Linked DNA regions of Homo sapiens: all the other regions are linked to region 2. A link is a loop called in an ENCODE intact Hi-C map of the cell type or tissue named here. Cell type or tissue: heart right ventricle. All regions are shown on one strand. Each heading gives the region's core, and the rest is flanking DNA. Links, peaks and the distances in the headings are about the cores only.

Region 1 (5,776 bases), core at 461-5,460, 160 kb after region 2:
CTTCTTACTCTCTGCTCCCCTCAGCTGGGTTCCGTCTACACATCTCATCCCTTTGTCTTCTGTTCCTGTTACAACTACATCTTCTCACTCCCAACTACTGCTAACTATAGCAACATCTCCTTACAGTATTTAAAGAATTATTCTGTAAAATTGACTTTCATGAAAAAGAAACTCTACATATCACTGATAGATTACCAGTTTCCTTAGTTAGGACATGTAAAAATTCATTTCTCATTAAAACCACATTGAACTTAATTGCCTTTCACTGATGAGTCAGAAGAAACCGCATGGTTATAATAATGAATATCCACTAACACTGTTGGGTGTGTGGTGTCCATGATGGAGAAAGAGAATGAATTTCCCTATAAATGGAATTTACAGACACATAGAGACCTTACAATATGCGTTCTTTGGAGATCGTTCTTATGCTTTTGCACTTGCACTGTGACAGTCCAGTGCTCATTCAAGTCTCTTCGTAGTTCTCTTCCATTATGAATTTCATATCAAATAGCTAATATCTACTTCAATGCAAAGGAGGAAGAAAGCACATCCCATGCTCTTCCTTCAAGGGGAAATTATTAACCTGTTTATGCTGAAACTTCAACTTCATAGTTATGCCCAGCAGATGAACAATAGCTTAATCTTCCAACACTCCCATATTTGTCATATATTTCAGTCCCTACTTCTGTACCTACAGAGGGTGTGTTTCTCATGTACCTCTGAAATCCGGCCCCACTCCCCATCCCATATTCTCTAATTCAGTGTTCTTAATGTTCAACGCCTTAATCTTCAATGTTCTTGGAAGATGTCCTTTAGAGCTGTGAACCCCCATCTCCACCAAGATTATTCTTTTTTGTCCCCTAACAAGTGACATGCTTAGTCCTACCTCTTTGCTTCAAATTGCTGGTGTACTCTCTGGAATATCTTCCAGCTTTCTGCTCAGCCATTTAATCCCTACCCATTCTCTAAAACCTGTTTCAAATTGGGCTTTCTACACAAAGCCTCTCCTGACTTTCCCATGTATCTATACTTCTAAAGGAGGGTTCAATAAGAAAATATGCTCCTTTGGGTTTTATCTTCTTCCTGGGTGAGGATGTTTGAAGCAGAAAAAAAAACGGGATGAGTAAGAATGGGAAGGACCTCAGCATAGGTCAACTGAACGTGTAGCACTAAGTGGATGAGGAGCCCTTCTTAAGTAGTAAAGAGAGCAGTGTGCCAAGCTCTGGGCAACAGTACACTGTGGGGAAACAAAGGGTTGGAAAGCATCAGCTCCTTTCTTCAAGACACTCACACTATCCAGTTGAAGAGATAGTAAAGATCATGAAAAAATTAAAGACCGGTTCAAGAGAATGTGCATGGAAAAGCTATAACTTCAGTACAATTTGAGAAGCAAAGAAAGAGAAAAGAGTTAGTCCATAGAACAGACCTATCCTTCCTTTATTTTTCTTCCAGTTTCAACTTCTTTTTTGTTTCATTTCAACTTTTATTTTAGGTACAGGTACATATACACCATAGAATAATAGGCAGCCATAAAAAAGAATGAAATCCTGTCTTTTGCAGTAACATAGATAGAGCTGGAGGCTGCCATCCTAAGCAGACTAACACAGGAACAGGAGACCTGTCCTTTTTATCTTCTCTATGCCTTTTAGAAAATGTGGCACATATACACCATGGAATACTATGCAGCCATAAAAAATGATGAGTTCATGTCCTTTGAAGGGACATGGATGAAATTGGAAATCATCATTCTCAGTAAACTATCGCAAGAACAAAAAACCAAACACCGCATATTCTCACTCATAGGTGGGAATTGAACAATAAGATCACATGGACACAGGAAGGGGAATATCACACTCTGGGGACTGTTGTGGGGTGGGGGGAGTGGGGAGGGATAGCATTGGGAGATATACCTAATGCTAGATGACGAGTTAGTGGGTGCAGCGCACCAGCATGGCACATGTATACATATGTAACTAACCTGCACAATGTGCACATGTACCCTAAAACTTAAAGTATAATAAAAAAAAAGAAAAAAAAGAAAATAAAAAGTTCTTATATATTTTATACCTATTTTTAAATGATATATGTAAAAATATATATCCTATTCACAGTTTTACCTTTTTCTCTGAAAACACAATGCTTGTTCCCATTCTGATGCACCATGCTCTCAATTTTTTCCAGGAGCTCGTCCGCCTGCCTTTGCTCTTCTTCTCCTGTTGCCCGGTAGTTGAAGGCACTATATCTGTTTTTACACTTCTGGATGAGACCATAGAGAGCTTTATTGCTGTTTCTTAAGAACGTATCTAGATCCTGATCCCCTAAATCTTCTTTCCTGGTAAGAAGTATGATCATGTACTCAAAGAATTTTTCTCCAAAATTGTTTTGGATGGTGCTCAGCACTGCCTCATCATTCTTAGTGTAAAAGCCCAGTGGTGTCACCAGCAGGAAGGCATGGGGGCCTGTACAGATGTGTTTTCTAACTTCTGAGTCAATGTTCTTTAAAGATGAGATGTCCGGAGCATCAATGATCGAAACTTTCTTTTTTCTCCAGCTTCTGCTCTCAGACAAGAAGCTCTGGGTTACTGACTGCTCACTAAATCCGGTCTGAAAGGCCTGCCTCCCCAGAATGCTGTTTCCTGCTGCACTTTTTCCAGCACCGCGTTTCCCCACAAGGAGGACTGTCAGTTCTGATGTCCCCGGATTCTGCTCGGGTCCTGTGGACTGCAGCTGCCTTTCCCTTGGGCCTGTGGGACAAATGGACAGGTTCAGAGTCTCTTCCTGCAGTTGAATATGGATGTGGGCAGGTTTTATGATTTCTCATCCCTGCAAACTTGTATAGAGAATGGCAACAACACGGTAAACCAGTAGAACTCTACTCTCAGCCAGAAGCTCTCCATCAAGGTGAAAGCCACAAACAGGGGCAGGAGTGAACTAAGAGATATTCATGGAGCTTATGATTCCCCAGGAACACGAACATGCCAACTTTGGCCTTCGTTGGTCTAGGTCCTCAGGGTTCCCCTCATTTTGTTATCAAAGGTAAGTACTGGGGCCTACCAAAGGTAAGTACGTACCAAAGGTAAGCCCAGGGGCTAAGGCAGGAGCAGGGAGAATCCGATTTTCAAATGCCCCTTGGTGGTATAAAATCAAATACACTCAGCAATTAAAAAAAAAGTGAACTAGCGATATGCAGTATAGATGGATCTCAAAAAAACACGCTAAGTAAAAGAAGCAGGACACAAAAACTGCATACTAGATGATTCTACCATATGAAGTTGAAGAACAGACCAAATTAATCTATGTTGATAGAAATCTGGATAGTGTTTCTCTTTGGCGAGGGGCAGCAAGAATCTGTAAGATGATGGAAATGCTCTATATCTTTATCTAGATGGGGATCCCATATGTATAGATATAGAAAAAGGCATCAAGCTGTTTGCTTAAGATTTGTGCATTTTACTCTGTGTAAATCGTACCTCAATAAATTGCTGTAAAAACCTGCAAACCTGCACCCTACAACTATCTCTCCACACATCCCCTGGCTGAGGCAGCATCAACACCAGACCTATGAACTGAGCAAAAGGGAGAGTCTGCAACTGCAGGGAGCTTTCTCTGAGGCTGAGTCATCAACAGCCTTCGTGGGAAGGGTCTGAGCAGCAAGTTGGGAAGGTGGGATGGACACAGCATCAAAGGCCCTTGCTGTATTGCCTTGGAAAACTTACCGCTTTGCGAATCTGTTTCCATGTTGGTAGAATGGGAATCTAATGCCCACGTTGAGGTTGAAAAGACTAAAGGAAACAGCACCTGTAAAGCCCTTAGGACCTGACTAGCACGGAAGTGTGCATGGAAGGCTTCACAGTTAAGGAAGAACTTGAGTCAGGCCTGGAAGTGCCCCTCCCTCCCTCACACTCCCCCCTACTCTCCTTTACAGACTTCAGGACTTTTGCCCATATGACAGCACTTTCTTTGCCTCCTGCCCTATCTCCTGCTGGCTACTCAGGTTCCTATGCAAATATAACTTCTTCAAGAGAACTTCACCTAAATTGCTCACCGCAAAACTATACAAATCAGCTGCCATGTGTATTTCCTCTATTCTTACCAAAATAATAATTTTATATTTATTTCGAATATGGACTCTCTTCAATTTAGAGAGACCATACAGTGCAGTGGTTAAAAGTAGGAGTGAGAAGGGATAATAAATAGCCCTTGAGAGCCAGGAGCTGGTCTGGCCTCCACAGCAAGGCCATGGCACCCTCCTGTCTCTCATCCACAGTATTACAGAAAATCAGACACGAGTCTTCCACAACCACAACCACTCTGCAATCGTATCTGAGCACACAAAAACAACAGCATTGCCCGAACATCCCCTGCACTGGCTAAATAGATGACAGCTGCCTCCTGATGGCTTTAGCCTCGTTCCACCCTTGTCACCTTGGACAGAAGAATTATTCAAACACTTCATTGTGGAACTACCCCCCACTTCCTAAGCGCATCCATCCTGGAGCAAAGTCCCACTTCCTGGAACCTTCCTCAGAATCACCTAACATGAGCCCACATCCTATAAAAAGTCCTTCCCTGCCCCCTGTTTCTGACAGCCCTGTGACTCCCCATGGTGTGCTGGGCCCTCACAGCCACAGGTCAATAAACGCACTTTTGTTCAGTCACACGTGTGTTCCTGGGGTCTCGGCCAAAGGGCATTGCCAGAATTTTGAAACCCTTCTGCCTGAGTACACGTATTTCTGGCTGAGTGCACTCAGCTGTGAAATGAGGATGAGGCTCACAACATCTTCTTTACAAGATTGTTACAAGAATTGAACTGGTGTATTTTAAGAGGATTATATATGAATATGCTATGAAGATTGAATTACATATTTATGAAAGTTATTTCCCAGGACATAATGTCAGCTGCAATTTTTTTTTTTTTTGAGACAGGGTCTTGCTCTGTTGCCCAGACTGGGGTAAAGTGGCATGATCTCAGCTCACTGCAATCTTGCGCTCCCAGATTCAAGTGATTCTCATGTCTTAGCCTCCCGAGTAGCTGAGACGACAGGCACGCACTACCATGCCTGGCTAATTTTTGTATTTTTAGTAGAGACAGGGTTTTGCCATGTTGGCCAAGCTGGTCTTGAACTCCTGGCATCAAGTGATCCACCCACCTCGGCCTCCCAAAGTGCTGGGATTACAGGCATGAGCCACTGCACCCGGCCTCAGCTATAATTATTAGCAATACTATTAAAATTATGATTTTATTATTTGGAAGATTTCCATGAGGAAAAGGATCTTGTCTATCTTATTCACGACTGGATACTCAGAGCTTGCACAGGGCTGACCCAGAAATAACCTGCAAATCCATCAGTAAAGGCATGGTTGCATTTGTTTTGTGTGTCCACATTGTGAAACAAACTGCATCTACTATACGGAAGGAGGTAGATCTATACATATTGACTTATGCAGATGTGCAGGATCTATCATTACTGGCAATCATCACCTGAATACTGCACCCCATCAGAGAATTCTCCAAGTTGGTGTTGTCCATGAAGGAGTGATTTCTGCTTTCCTAAGAGGAGTCAAAACTTGGGCAGGGCCGGATCCAAGGCCAGAAAGAAGAGTCTGAGTTAGGAAAGAAGACACAAGAGGCAAGCCCAGCTCTGTAACACTTCAGAAAAGTCCAAGGACACCCTCGCTGGGTCCAGGAACTTTGCTGGTGCTATACCTACTCACAAGTGTTAGGAGTTTCCTAGGGGATAGCTTGTGGGAACCAACCTCAGCTAGGTCCCCAGGG
Region 2 (5,776 bases), core at 457-5,456:
TGTGAGTGTTGTGTGTGTGTTGTGTATGTATATTTGTGTTTGTGTATGTGTTTGTGTGTTCACCTGCATGTGTGTGAGTGGTACATGTGTTTTGTGTATGTGTGTGTGTTGTGTATTTGTGTGTGCTGTGGTGTGTGCAGGTTTGTAATGTGATAAAAAGAGCTGTGACCAACACGTCTGGAGAACTTTTTGCCTTGTGACAAAGTCACTGTTTAATATTTGGCAAGATGCTTCTCTGAGTTTTGCTTTCTTCCAGAGCAATATGACAAGGATGGTACTATCTGTTCCATCTTCTGTGTTGGAGACAATGCACACTGTGGCCAACATGGGAGGTGCCATTCCGGGGAGGGTCTAGGAGGAGGCAGGGAGGTGCCTTGCGTGCAGACCCATTCCCCGAACCCTGCGAAGGCACAGTGCAGGTTCCTGCATGCCACAGCCTAGTCCCACCCGGCTGTTGTTTCCTGTTAAGCTGCCTGCCCGTTCTCTCTAAAGGAGGAATGAGATTACATTGGTAAAGTGCTGCCTCAATTTCCACCAGGGATGTAAGGAAGCCAGGGACAAAGAGATTGAGAGGCCACCAGTTAGGAAGAACTAACTCCCTTTGGTAGGTGAAATATTGTACTCCTTCCAGAATCTGGCTGTTCAGGTCTGAGTAAGGCTGTCCGCCTGGCCTGCTTCTTCTTTCTTCCTAGAAAGTCAACAGACCTTCCTGGACTCCCTCCATGCCCAGCCCAGCACTGCAAAATTGATCTTTACCAATCATAAAGCAATATCCGCATATATACTTCTGGGATCTGGGGAGGACTGGAGTGTTTGCCAGGTGAACAGAATAGAACAAACATCTAACAATGTGGCAATGAGAAAAACATGTCTATCAGGTTCCCCTGGACTTAGGTTTCCCCACACCCCAGACCCTTCATCTGGATCTGTTTCATCTGGTTGTGAATGTCCTACATGATCTGGAAAAACAGTCATGGACCATGCAACTTCCTCCTCAGTCCCACAGAGAAAATCCAGCAGAGAGAACCTTATGGGATCTTGGCACAGAGAACTGTGTTAGTCTATGAAGCCAGGACACATTGCTGTCATGGGAAAGGGGACAGGAGTTCCTGGTTGGGAATGATGTGGCCCTAATTTGCAAAAAGGACTAAGAATTGCTCTAAAAAATGTTATGAAGTATGTTGAGACCTTAATAGGGGAAGAGACATTCACAGGCATCTAGTTCAGGCCCAACATTCTTACTGATGGGATGCTGAGGCCCAGACAGAGCTAACTGGTGGCTGCTTCTCCCCTGAGGTCTCTGGCTTCCTTCCCAGCTCAGCCCCTGCAATCCCAGTCCTCTGTAACCCTCACTGCACAGTCTTCTCCAAAGTCTGGCCCCAAGGCCCACCAAGTGGCCCCTCCCAACAACATCCTACTCATTCACGTCCTCCAGGCACACCAGGCCTTCCTGCTGCTCCCAGGGAACACAGGATCAGAATCACACCTGCTTCTGTGCTTCCCTTCCTCCACCTCCTCCTTCTTCCCTTCCTCCACCTCCCCCCACCTCCCAGAACAGTTCCAGACCCTTTGTCTATCCAAATTTCATCCATTCCTCAGCTCCCAGGCCAGTTGCACCTTTATCTGTAAAATCTCTTAAACTTATGATGGAGACCACAATGAAGGGGGCGAGGGATAGCATCCCTAAAGAAATAGGGTCCCTAAAGCCAGCAGAGAGTGTCTTAGACCCCTTCTTCCATTGCCTCACTCAGTCCCACCCCAACCCTAAACTAATGCAAAAAACTTTCCTCTGGCAAGAGAAAGGCGAAAGGCAGGTGGCTGTTGAAACTCATTTGGAAAGTCAGTAGAACATATGATTTTTTTTTTTTTTTTTTTTTTGTAGATGGAGGAAGAAGAATATGAACAAATTCCCCAGGAGAATCCCCCAGAAGAGCTGTCCCAGGATCCTGTGCTGGAGCTGTCAGGAGGTAAAATGAATGAGGAGAGGGGAGCAAGTGGGAAACATTTGGGGTGCAGGTGGGACACAGCTCCACCACCATAGTGTGCTTGGAGAGGAAGCTGACGTCCCCCAGTCACAGAAATTTACCCGCCTCAGCCACCATCAGAGGCCTTTGGGGTAGGGCCCTTCTTATCACTAGCCAAAAATAAGAAAAAAGACCCCTGGATAGGTATGGTAGATAAAAGGAGGCGAGAAATAGCACCAATGACTAAATCACCATGCCAGTCCCAAAGGAAATGCTTTCACATGGTAGATGTTCTTCCTCAGGATGGATGTGCTGACAGTGCGTGTGACGAAAATAAGTGGCCTTGGACTGAGGCTTGGATGCCAACAGACCCTGTATGGGTGTTTGGCTGACTCCGAAGTGGAGCTGTCACAGTTGTAAGTTTGAAAGCGCCTTGTGCACAAGCAGAATGTACTTGGCTGCTGCCTCAGATCTGGGCTCTGCCTTATCGAGGGCGTCCCTTTCCCAAAAGCCATTGCACAGGGTCAGGCGCTTAACTTTCATGGGCTCAACTTCGTCATTCATCCTGGGGAGGCAGGATTTACAAATGCTGGAAACCCAGCCCTTTCCTGGCCAGAAGAAATGATTTGTGATTCATTATGTATTTTAATATGAATGACCTTTTACTTTATGAACTTAAATGGCCTGAGCCATCTGGAAAAAGCCACGTTAACCTACTACAATAGGGACATTACCAATACCTGTGTAACACCTGTTTGACCTTTTGTTATAGCAATCAAGGTTAGCTATTCTTTTAAGAATCCTCTCCAGAGCTCAAGTGATGCATTTGGCTTTAGTAAAGTCCAGTGGTGTGTGCTAGCTCCAGGCTGCTCAGATGGGGGTTCCTGTCTCCTCTGGCTCTGCACTGGGCTAGGTGGGTGGGGATGAAGATCTACTGCCCAGACTTCTGCCCATTCATTCAAATTCCTTCCAGCCACCTTGGGGAAGCTGGAGGGGGCCCAATGTCACTCAGTTAGAATTGGCACGTGGGTCAGAGCCAAGGGTGGCTGTCAGGCCACAGCAAGGCCTGTTGGTGCCCAGGAGATTCAGGAGATGGCCACGCCCATGCTGCCACATGCCAGCTTCATGCTTTGTCATCTGAGATACATCAATGTCTTCAGTGGGGACAAGACTGGGAAACCAGCTATTACTTGTCACTTCTTTATGTGCTCTGGGTCTTGGGACCCGCAAGGCCAGGAGAAGGGAATTCCCTTCCTGCCTTCTTCCCCAGTCATATCTAAAAACCTTGGTATTGGGTTTCTTGGTGTTCTATTGGCCAAGTCTCGCTCTTCTTTCTAGGCTCTGCTCTTGCACTGGGAGAGAACGTTCAGCCCCACCTTCAAGGATGTGGGCCCAGAATGGTGGCCCAGCGCTGGTTTCAGGGCAGATGTTGGTCTTTTACAATCTGCCCCTGCAGTCTGGGGGTACACCCAGAGGCTCCTGGTGATGACAAGATGGGGTACATGGGCCCTTACCCCAGTTCCCTCTGCTTTCTTTGGATATTTCTAGGTCTAAGGGAGAAAGAACAGAAGACCCCAAGGAGACTGAGGCTCATTCTCATGGGGAAAACAGGGAGTGGGAAGAGTGCAACAGGAAACAGCATCCTCGGCAGGGACGTCTTCGAGTCTAAACTCAGCACCAGACCCGTGACCAAGACCTCCCAGAGACGGAGCCGAGAGTGGGCTGGGAAGGAGCTTGAGGTGATTGACACACCCAACATTCTGTCCCCCCAGGTCTCGCCAGAGGTGGCAGACGCTATCTGCCAAGCCATCGTCTTATCCGCCCCAGGGCCCCACGCCGTGCTCCTGGTGACACAACTGGGCCGGTTCACGGATGAGGATCAGCAGGTGGTCAGGCGCCTGCAGGAGGTCTTTGGAGTGGGGGTTCTGGGTCACACCATCCTGGTGTTCACCCGGAAGGAAGACCTGGCTGGCGGCTCCCTGGAAGACTATGTGCGAGAGACCAACAACCAGGCCCTTGCCTGGCTGGATGTGACCCTTGCACGGCGCCATTGCGGCTTCAACAACAGGGCACAGGGGGAGGAGCAGGAGGCCCAACTGCGAGAGCTCATGGAGAAAGTTGAAGCCATTATGTGGGAAAACGAAGGAGATTATTACAGCAACAAGGCTTACCAATATACCCAGCAAAACTTTCGGCTGAAAGAACTACAGGAAAGGCAAGTAAGCCAGGGCCAAGGCTCTGAGGACGTGCCTGGTGAGGAGTCTTGGCTGGAAGGACTGTCCCAGATCCAGAAGGAATCTGAGGAAGCCCACAGATGCCTGCTGGGGAAGGCTGACCTTTGAGCCTGTGCTGGACTTGAGCCAAGGACACCATCAGCCTTTGCACCCCCCTGTGTCCAGCCCTCTGTTTCTCTTTCCATCCCATGGAGTGCTTCCCAGTCTCCAGGTCATGACGTCTGGTGTAGGAAGAGGGGCATGGGGCTTGAGGACAGGGTCCAGCATGCCCAGATCACATTCCAGTTCCTTCATTCCTTCTTCCAGAACATCTGGGTCCTCCCTCCTCTGTGCCCCAACAGCACGCTGTCTTCCTATTGGACCTTCTATCTCATTGCATTGCCTTTCATGAGTTACTTGTCTATACTCTGATAGAACCAAAGTTTCTTGAGGGCAGGCCTGTATCTTTTACTTCTGTGTAACTTCCACAGCTTTTGACTGCATTGGAGTCATGCAGTCACGTTTGGTGCGGCAACTCCATGCAAGCTGTTGACCAGATGACTTCTCATCTCTCCCCACACCATGATGGTTTAAGGTGCCTGTTGTGTCTGGTGGCTGGAACATGGCAGTGGTGCTGAGACATGGGGAGGGTTGGAGACTGGGTGGGGAGGGTTGGAGACTGGGCTGGGAGGAGAGCAAGCAGGAACAGGGATGGAGGCAGGAGGAGCAGCCCTTTTATTCACTCTTGAGCTGTAACAAACAAGCCCCGTTGGAACTTCCTAGTGGGAATGATGGGAGAAGTTTGGGGCAGGGTATCCAAGAAGTCAGACTGTGGTCAAGTAGGTGGTCCCTTGCCCTGGCTACAGAACATGGAAGCCCCTAGGGATGCAAGTGGACTTGGGCAGAGGAGGTCACACCACCCCACCAAGGTAGACTTAGATTAGAGATGACTTGCATCTGTTACTTCCCCTTTTTCCATGGGTTTCATGGCCCCTCATGATATTTGCCTTCTGCTCCTAGAAGGCACAGACTACTTTCAACCTGCCTCGCCCTTCACTGCCACCCCTCCCTTCTCCCTTGATAATGGGAGCATGTGGATGGGGTGTCTGCGTGTGCAAACGGGTTCCCTAGCAAAGTATTTGTGGGGGTCCAATGCAAGGAGGCAGGGAAGAAAGGGGGCCTGCAAAGGAAGCAGTAGAGTGACTTAAACATCTTGCGAGGCAGCCTGCCTGGTTTATGGGAGAACTCTGAAGCCCATGATGTTTTCCTGGAAGGCTGTTCCTACAGACGGGGTTTATAAGTACTGATACTGGACAGGATGAGAAGGGAGTAGGATGTCATCCTGTCTCAGGCCTCGGATAGGAAGCTGCCTGCCAGCAAGAGGAGACTGATGTGCCCCGGGTGCACCCCACCTCCTTTGAGGTCCAAGATGCTCCTGGGGAGTTGACCGACATTTGGGAAGATAATAGGAGGCATTGGGGAAACTGCTCCCCAATATATTCCTCTTTTCCTTTCTTCAAGCTGCGTAGCAGGGGGCCTTTAGCTAGTTTCTCCCGAGAGGGGCGGGAAGTACAGCTGGTGGAGACAGTGCTGGGAGAT
Region 3 (5,776 bases), core at 208-5,207, 180 kb after region 2:
CAAGCCTTTCCTAACTTTTCCAGATTGAACTGGTCATCAGCTCCTCTTTGGACTTTTGCAGTAATATTAACACTGCTCCCCGGTTTCCACCCTTCTCCAGCTGTCTATTGTCCACCAATAGCCACAGTTCTCCTCTCCTGTTAAAACAAGAGACAGGTAATGTCACGCTTCATTCTAAACCTCCCCCCACCCCCAGTGACTCTCCACCCATTCAAAGTAAAAGGCAAAGCCTTTATAGTGGTCACGAGACCCTACCTTGTGCCCAGCTGCTCTCTGACCTCATCTCCCACCCCCTTCCCCTCACATTGTGTGCCATAGTCACATCAGCCTGCGCTGTACTTCAAACATGCTTGCTGTTCATCTGAACTGGGGCATTGTCCCTTGCAGACATGTGCAAGACATGTGCCTGAGCACTTCCCTTAGGTCTCTATCACACTGTCCCCTTAGTACAGGAGGCCCTCTCCAGCCTCCACCCGCTATTAAAGAGCTGTCCATGCCTCTGTGCCCCACTGACACCCCCACCCCATACCTAGCACCCGCCACTGCCACCCTAAGAGCTGTCCACCCCTCTATGCCCCACGGGCACCCCCGCCCCATACCCAGCACCCACCACTGCCACCCTAAGAGTCGTGACTCCTCTGTGCCCCCCGCCCCGTACCCAACACCCACTACTGTCACCCTTCACATCTGCATTTAGTTGCTTAGTGCTTTTTAGTCTGCCACCACTACAGGTGAGTTCCATGAGAATAAGGACTTGCTCTGTTTTTCTCACCACTGTATCTACAACATAAAGAAAGTATCTGATAAATACTTGTTTCTGAGTTGATGGTTATTGACTTGAAGAACAAGCAAAATGCAGCAGATACGCCGAAGAAAGTGAAGAGTGGGAAAGCCCTTTTTCTGTGCAGCAATTTGGTGGTTCATACCTTTTCAAAAAATGGGGTCTGTGGCACTCAGGGGAGAGGCTGCACTGCAGGGAATGACCCAGGGAGGTAGTAAAGGCAGTGGCAGGGCCCACTTTCGAAAAGGGCGAGGCAAAGCCCACAAGGGCCTTGGCAGAGGCCTCTCTCTGGAATCATCTGGATGGCTGCACGGCACGGGGCAGAGCCCACCGCAGCTTCAGACACCTCAGAACCTCAGAACCGGTCCACCAGGGGAAAAATATTTCCGGTGGGTTCAAACCTAATCAGCACCGGGGATCTTCTAAGAGCATCTTTCACCCAGATACACCCTATGGAGAGAAGCTCTCACACTAATGCCCTATCTCCTCTCTCTCCTCAATTTTCTTCATAACATTGATTCTATCTGATATTATTTATATTTTATAATTATTTATTAATTTTATTTTTAAATGTCTAAATGTTCTCTGTACTACCCTTGGTACAAAGCTCCATAACAGCATGTGCTGAAACTCCAAACATGCCTGTTTTGTTCTGTGTCCCCAGGCCCTAACATTGTGCCTGGCATGTAGTATATGCCCAATACGTGGAGGTAAAGGAATGAACGATCACAGGAGAGACAGAAATGTGAAGAAAAGAAGAAAAACGGTTTTTAGAACTGAGAGGGAGGCCGGGCGCAGTGGCTCACGCCTGTAACCCCAACACTTTCAGAGGCCAAGGCAGGTAGATCCCTCGAGATCAGGAGTTTGAGACCAGCCTGGTCAACATGATGAAATCCCCGTCTTTATTAAAAGTACAAAAATTAGCCAGGCATGGTGGTGGGTGCCTGTAGTTCCACTCGCATGTATATATATATATATATATATATATATATATATATCTCACACACACACACACACACATATACACACATATATATACATATATACACATATATACATATATACATACATATATACATATATATACATATATACATACACACACACATATATATGCAAGTGAAGTGAGATGTCTCTGTAAATTAATTTAAGAAAAAAAGACACTAGTGAGAAAACAGCAAGCTGAAGGAAGCAGAGGCCTCCCACAGGTCTGAAGAAGAAAGAAATTTCTTTCCCAATTAAGCGACACAGCCTTGCATGGTTCCCCAGCAGAGTATGACCAAACCAATGAGTCTTGGCTGGACTCCTGCCTGCAGCTCCACATGATGTCAGGACCTACACACACACACCCACATACACACACGCACATGCACACTCCTACCACACATACAGCTTCCCAGCCAGTAGCACTTCACCCCAACATGTAGAAAGTGCACTTAAGGACAAAAAGGTACCCAAACTCACCCTCACTCACGCTCTGCCAGCCCACATTTCCCTCTGCTCAATTTCCCAGGCCACTCTGGAGACCCCAGCAGAGCAACTGAGAGAAAAAGAGAGCGTTCTTCCTATAATTCACTGAAGACTGTAAAGGCAGCCTCTGCCTCCTTCTCAGGAAACAGCCCAAGGCAAACGTGGACTCAGGCATCTGAGCACAGCATCCAGCCATGCGGGGATTCATCCCACATCTAATCGCAGTTCCCACTTACAGAGCAGGGTGGTTGGAGATGCCTCCAGAGCCCAGCGTGGGGAAGACCTTAGACCCAGCCCAGCAGGGCAACCATCAAGAGGAAGGGAAGAGGTTAACTGCTGAGGACCAGGTTGGCTGAAATGTAGGTGAAATCAGAAATATTGCTTTTGGTAAGGTCTTGACCCCTCCAATCCCTCCAATGCCCAGTTCACAGAATCCTAACTGTGCAAGGGGCAGGAAAGATCAGAAAAGCAGACGTGGAAAAATCAGCATCCCCCACCCCCTGCTTTGCGGGAGGAGCTCCGCTGGCTTCCTCCTGGGGGCTGCTCTGCGGCACCATCTAGCTTCATGGGGCATCTGACCGGCTGCTTCCGCCTGCTTCTTCCTCCCTTCTGCCAGTCTCAGCCCTCCTCCTCTTCAGGGCTCACACCCACTCCCCGACACGCCTTCTTTTAGGACAGCCACTCTCATAGATGTCTGGGAATATGCCTCTGTCCCCATCCTGCCGAATCTACTCCCCAGCAGGCTGGGGAGACACGCTTTGGACCAGGAGGAAAGCTTCCCAGGGCCCCTGCCATTCAACTCTGCCATTCAACCCTGCCATTCAACCCAGCCTCCTCTCCCATGGCTGAGCAGGCTGCCTTCCCGGTGCCAAGCCCATCCTCCCCCACAGCCATGCACCAGTGCACACACATCTACACACGAGTGCACATGTCACACATGCACTGCGGTCGTGTCCCATGGGGTCCCACGGCGTCCCACAGTCTCCGAGGCTCCGCAATCCACCTGGCTCTATCCCTCCATCTCTCACCTGGGTGGAAGCAGCTGCTGGTCCCCCAGGGCACAGGATGTGAGGAAGGTGAGGAGGGTGAGGGGAGAATGGCCGGAGAGCGACCCTCTTCCCAGGCCCTGGTCTTCCTGGCAGGAGGGTTTCGGGTGTTTCTGCAAAGGAAGAGATTTCTAGAAATAGCCTTCACATCCACAGAGGCATAAATGCAGTCGGAGAGGAAGTTCCCTGTGCAGGCCACAGGCTCAGAACCTCGAGAGCCGTCGGGGCTCAGGGAGGAGCCAGCATCGGGGACACACGCGCCTTCCCTGGGTGCTGAGCGCCTCGTGGGGTCACAACACAGCAGAAACTGAGGAGCCCGGCCCGTCCCGCAGCTGCAGACTGAGAGGAGGGAGGAGAAATGACAGCAGAGGCTTGGCCAGGGGCTGGGGCGCCGGGGCCGGTGCCAGGCTGAGCTTCAGAAGGGCTGCAAGAACAGGGGCTTGGATAGGGCAGGAAAAGGACGTCAAGCCAGTTCCTGTTCCTGAGAGGACAGAGATTGTGGCGCCGCTACAAGCTCTGAGCAAAGCCAGCTCCGGGCCTCTGTGTGCCCTTAAGTGGCCTTTAGGACTTCCTCTCACAAGTCCTTCCTCGCTTCCCTTCCCTTCCCTAAAACCCACAACCCGGGGAACTCCAAGCCTGACAGACCAACGCTGCTTCTCAGGGAATGAATGCTTTTCCCCAGCTTGCAAAACGTGAAATGCTAGACTTCGATGCTTTCAAATATTTCACAAAATGAAATCCCTTTTGTGAAAGAACATAGTGTCCAAACTACCTGGTCTCTACTTCATAAGGAAGTCAAACACGGAGGAAGACTTCTTAAAAAATGTTTACTAGGGTAAAAATGATGTAACATTAATAGTACCATCCTAACCATTTCTAAGTGTATAGCCCACAGTAGAAAGTACATTCACATGGTTGTGTGCCAGATCTGCAGGACTTTTCATCCTGCAGCACCCAAACTCTCCCCATTACACCCCAACTCACCTCCCCGAACCCCAGCCCGGGTAACCACCGTTCTACTTTCCGTTTCTATGATTTTTTTTTTTTTTTTGAGACAGAGTCTTGCTCTGTCGCCCAGGCTGGAGTGCAATGGTGTGATCTCGGCTCACTGCAACCTCCACCTCCCGAGTTCAAGCAATTCTCCTGCCCCAGCCTCCCGAGTAGCTGGGATTACAGGTTCCCGCCACCACACACGGCTAATATTTGTATTTTTAGTAGAAACGGGGTTTCACCATGTTGGCCAGGCTGGTCTTGAACTCCTGACCTCAAGTGATCCACCTGCCTCAGCCTCCCAAAGCGCTGGGATTACAGGTGTGAGCCACCACACCCGGCCTGTTTCTATGATTTTTGGCAACGTCAGATACTCATGTGAGTGGAGTCCCACAGTGTCTGCCCTCCTGAGACTGAGCAGAATGCCCTAGAGGTTCATCCAAGTGAGTGCGGGACCCTCTGCGCTCTGCACAGCAGGGCCCTCTTCACAGGATGCAGAGGCTAGGGCCTCGAGGGACTGGAGCTCAAGTTAGTTTTCCAAATGTCTGAGGTGGTGCTAAGCTTTCCAAAGGGACCCCGCAGAAGGAGGAGCAGTGGGGGTGGCTGAAGTAGAGGGGCATGCTTCAGATATGAAGTCTCTACAGTAGTCAAAACCACAGGCTTTGGGGAGCTGCTGTCAGCCTATCACATCCCGAGGGATCCACCCTCCCCCTGGACTGGTCTTCATGCGCCAGCCTTGAGGACTGCTCTACCTTGTTATGAACCTGAGGGAAACCCTGGTTATGCTGGGATGGCTCAAGAAGAGCTTTGGGGACACACAGGACACATCTTGATGGGGAAAGCTGACAAAGCCCTTCCCATGTCCCACTCTACCTGTCTCCTCATTGAAAGAGGATCTATTTTGGAAGAACCCCACCCTTCCTTTACAGTAGGTCAACGCACATAAAACCAACTCATTATAATGAAAAGACAAAAACCCGAAGCCAGGTACTGCAGTTCATCCCCGCTGGGGTACTAACAGAGGCAGAGGCTCAGCAAGAAACTGTTTCCCCAAAATAGAGAAGAAAAGGCTCACTCATTCTTAAATGAAATATTAAGCATCCAGGGATTGCTCTAAGTAAAACTGAAGCTGCAAATAACTCCTCAAAGATTCAGCAAGTCGATTATTTGCTGAGTTGACCATTTTGCAAAATGATCTTTCAGCAAATCAGCTCCTAGAGAATTGATTTCCGTGCAGAAGGCAGGCTGCCGGGTTCTGGTTTGGCACCGATCTGAGGCAGGATGGGGGCTCCCTGCCCCCTAGTGGCTTTGTGGCTAATGACAAGTGCAGCAAAATGCTCCCCAGCGGGCCGAGAGCCCTGACTCAGCAGGCAGGTGAAACACTGGGGAGAAGTTCTAGACTTCCAGAAATCGAATAAGCCAGGAAGACACATGTTATGCAAGCAAGGAGAAATCTACCAGGACCAAGCACCGTATTAGACACAGAGGG

Evidence for each region. A loop is a pair of places that touch in the nucleus more often than their neighbours do. Peaks named below come from ENCODE experiments on the same cell type or tissue, not always from the same donor. Only the 100,000 strongest peaks of a DNase experiment are listed, where the experiment ranks them.
Region 1: it touches region 2 in a loop (1.9-fold over the local background); 4 of 110 quality-filtered maps call a loop at or near these places.
Region 3: it touches region 2 in a loop (10-fold over the local background); 30 of 110 quality-filtered maps call a loop at or near these places.

The regions. Positions count from the first base shown.
Region 1 is chr7:150,470,980-150,476,755 of GRCh38, reverse strand. GIMAP8 (GTPase, IMAP family member 8) reads right to left here. Exons shown (of 5, transcript NM_175571.4): 4 at 2,118-2,744. Among named protein-coding and RNA genes, the nearest start is that of GIMAP8, 23 kb to the right of the region's middle. In heart right ventricle, for the core only: CTCF peaks have their summits at 2,476 and 2,677; no DNase peak of the experiment used is centred there; H3K4me3 peaks cover 1,958 bases; H3K27ac peaks cover 3,028 bases.
Region 2 is chr7:150,626,249-150,632,024 of GRCh38, reverse strand. It overlaps GIMAP6 (GTPase, IMAP family member 6), which reads left to right. Exons shown (of 3, transcript NM_024711.6): 2 at 1,883-1,967; 3 at 3,513-5,776. The coding sequence starts at 1,883. The coding sequence ends at 4,306. Among named protein-coding and RNA genes, the nearest start is that of GIMAP6, 3.2 kb to the left of the region's middle. RefSeq lists an enhancer at 150-229 and silencers at 2,278-2,478, 2,498-2,698. In heart right ventricle, for the core only: no CTCF peak of the experiment used is centred there; DNase peaks (open chromatin) are centred at 1,386 and 2,404; H3K4me3 peaks cover 1,898 bases; H3K27ac peaks cover 5,000 bases.
Region 3 is chr7:150,448,679-150,454,454 of GRCh38, reverse strand. It overlaps GIMAP8 (GTPase, IMAP family member 8), which reads right to left and starts at 3,825. Exons shown (of 5, transcript NM_175571.4): 1 at 3,280-3,825. In heart right ventricle, for the core only: a CTCF peak has its summit at 2,821; DNase peaks (open chromatin) are centred at 2,128, 2,834 and 3,644; H3K4me3 peaks cover 5,000 bases; H3K27ac peaks cover 4,927 bases.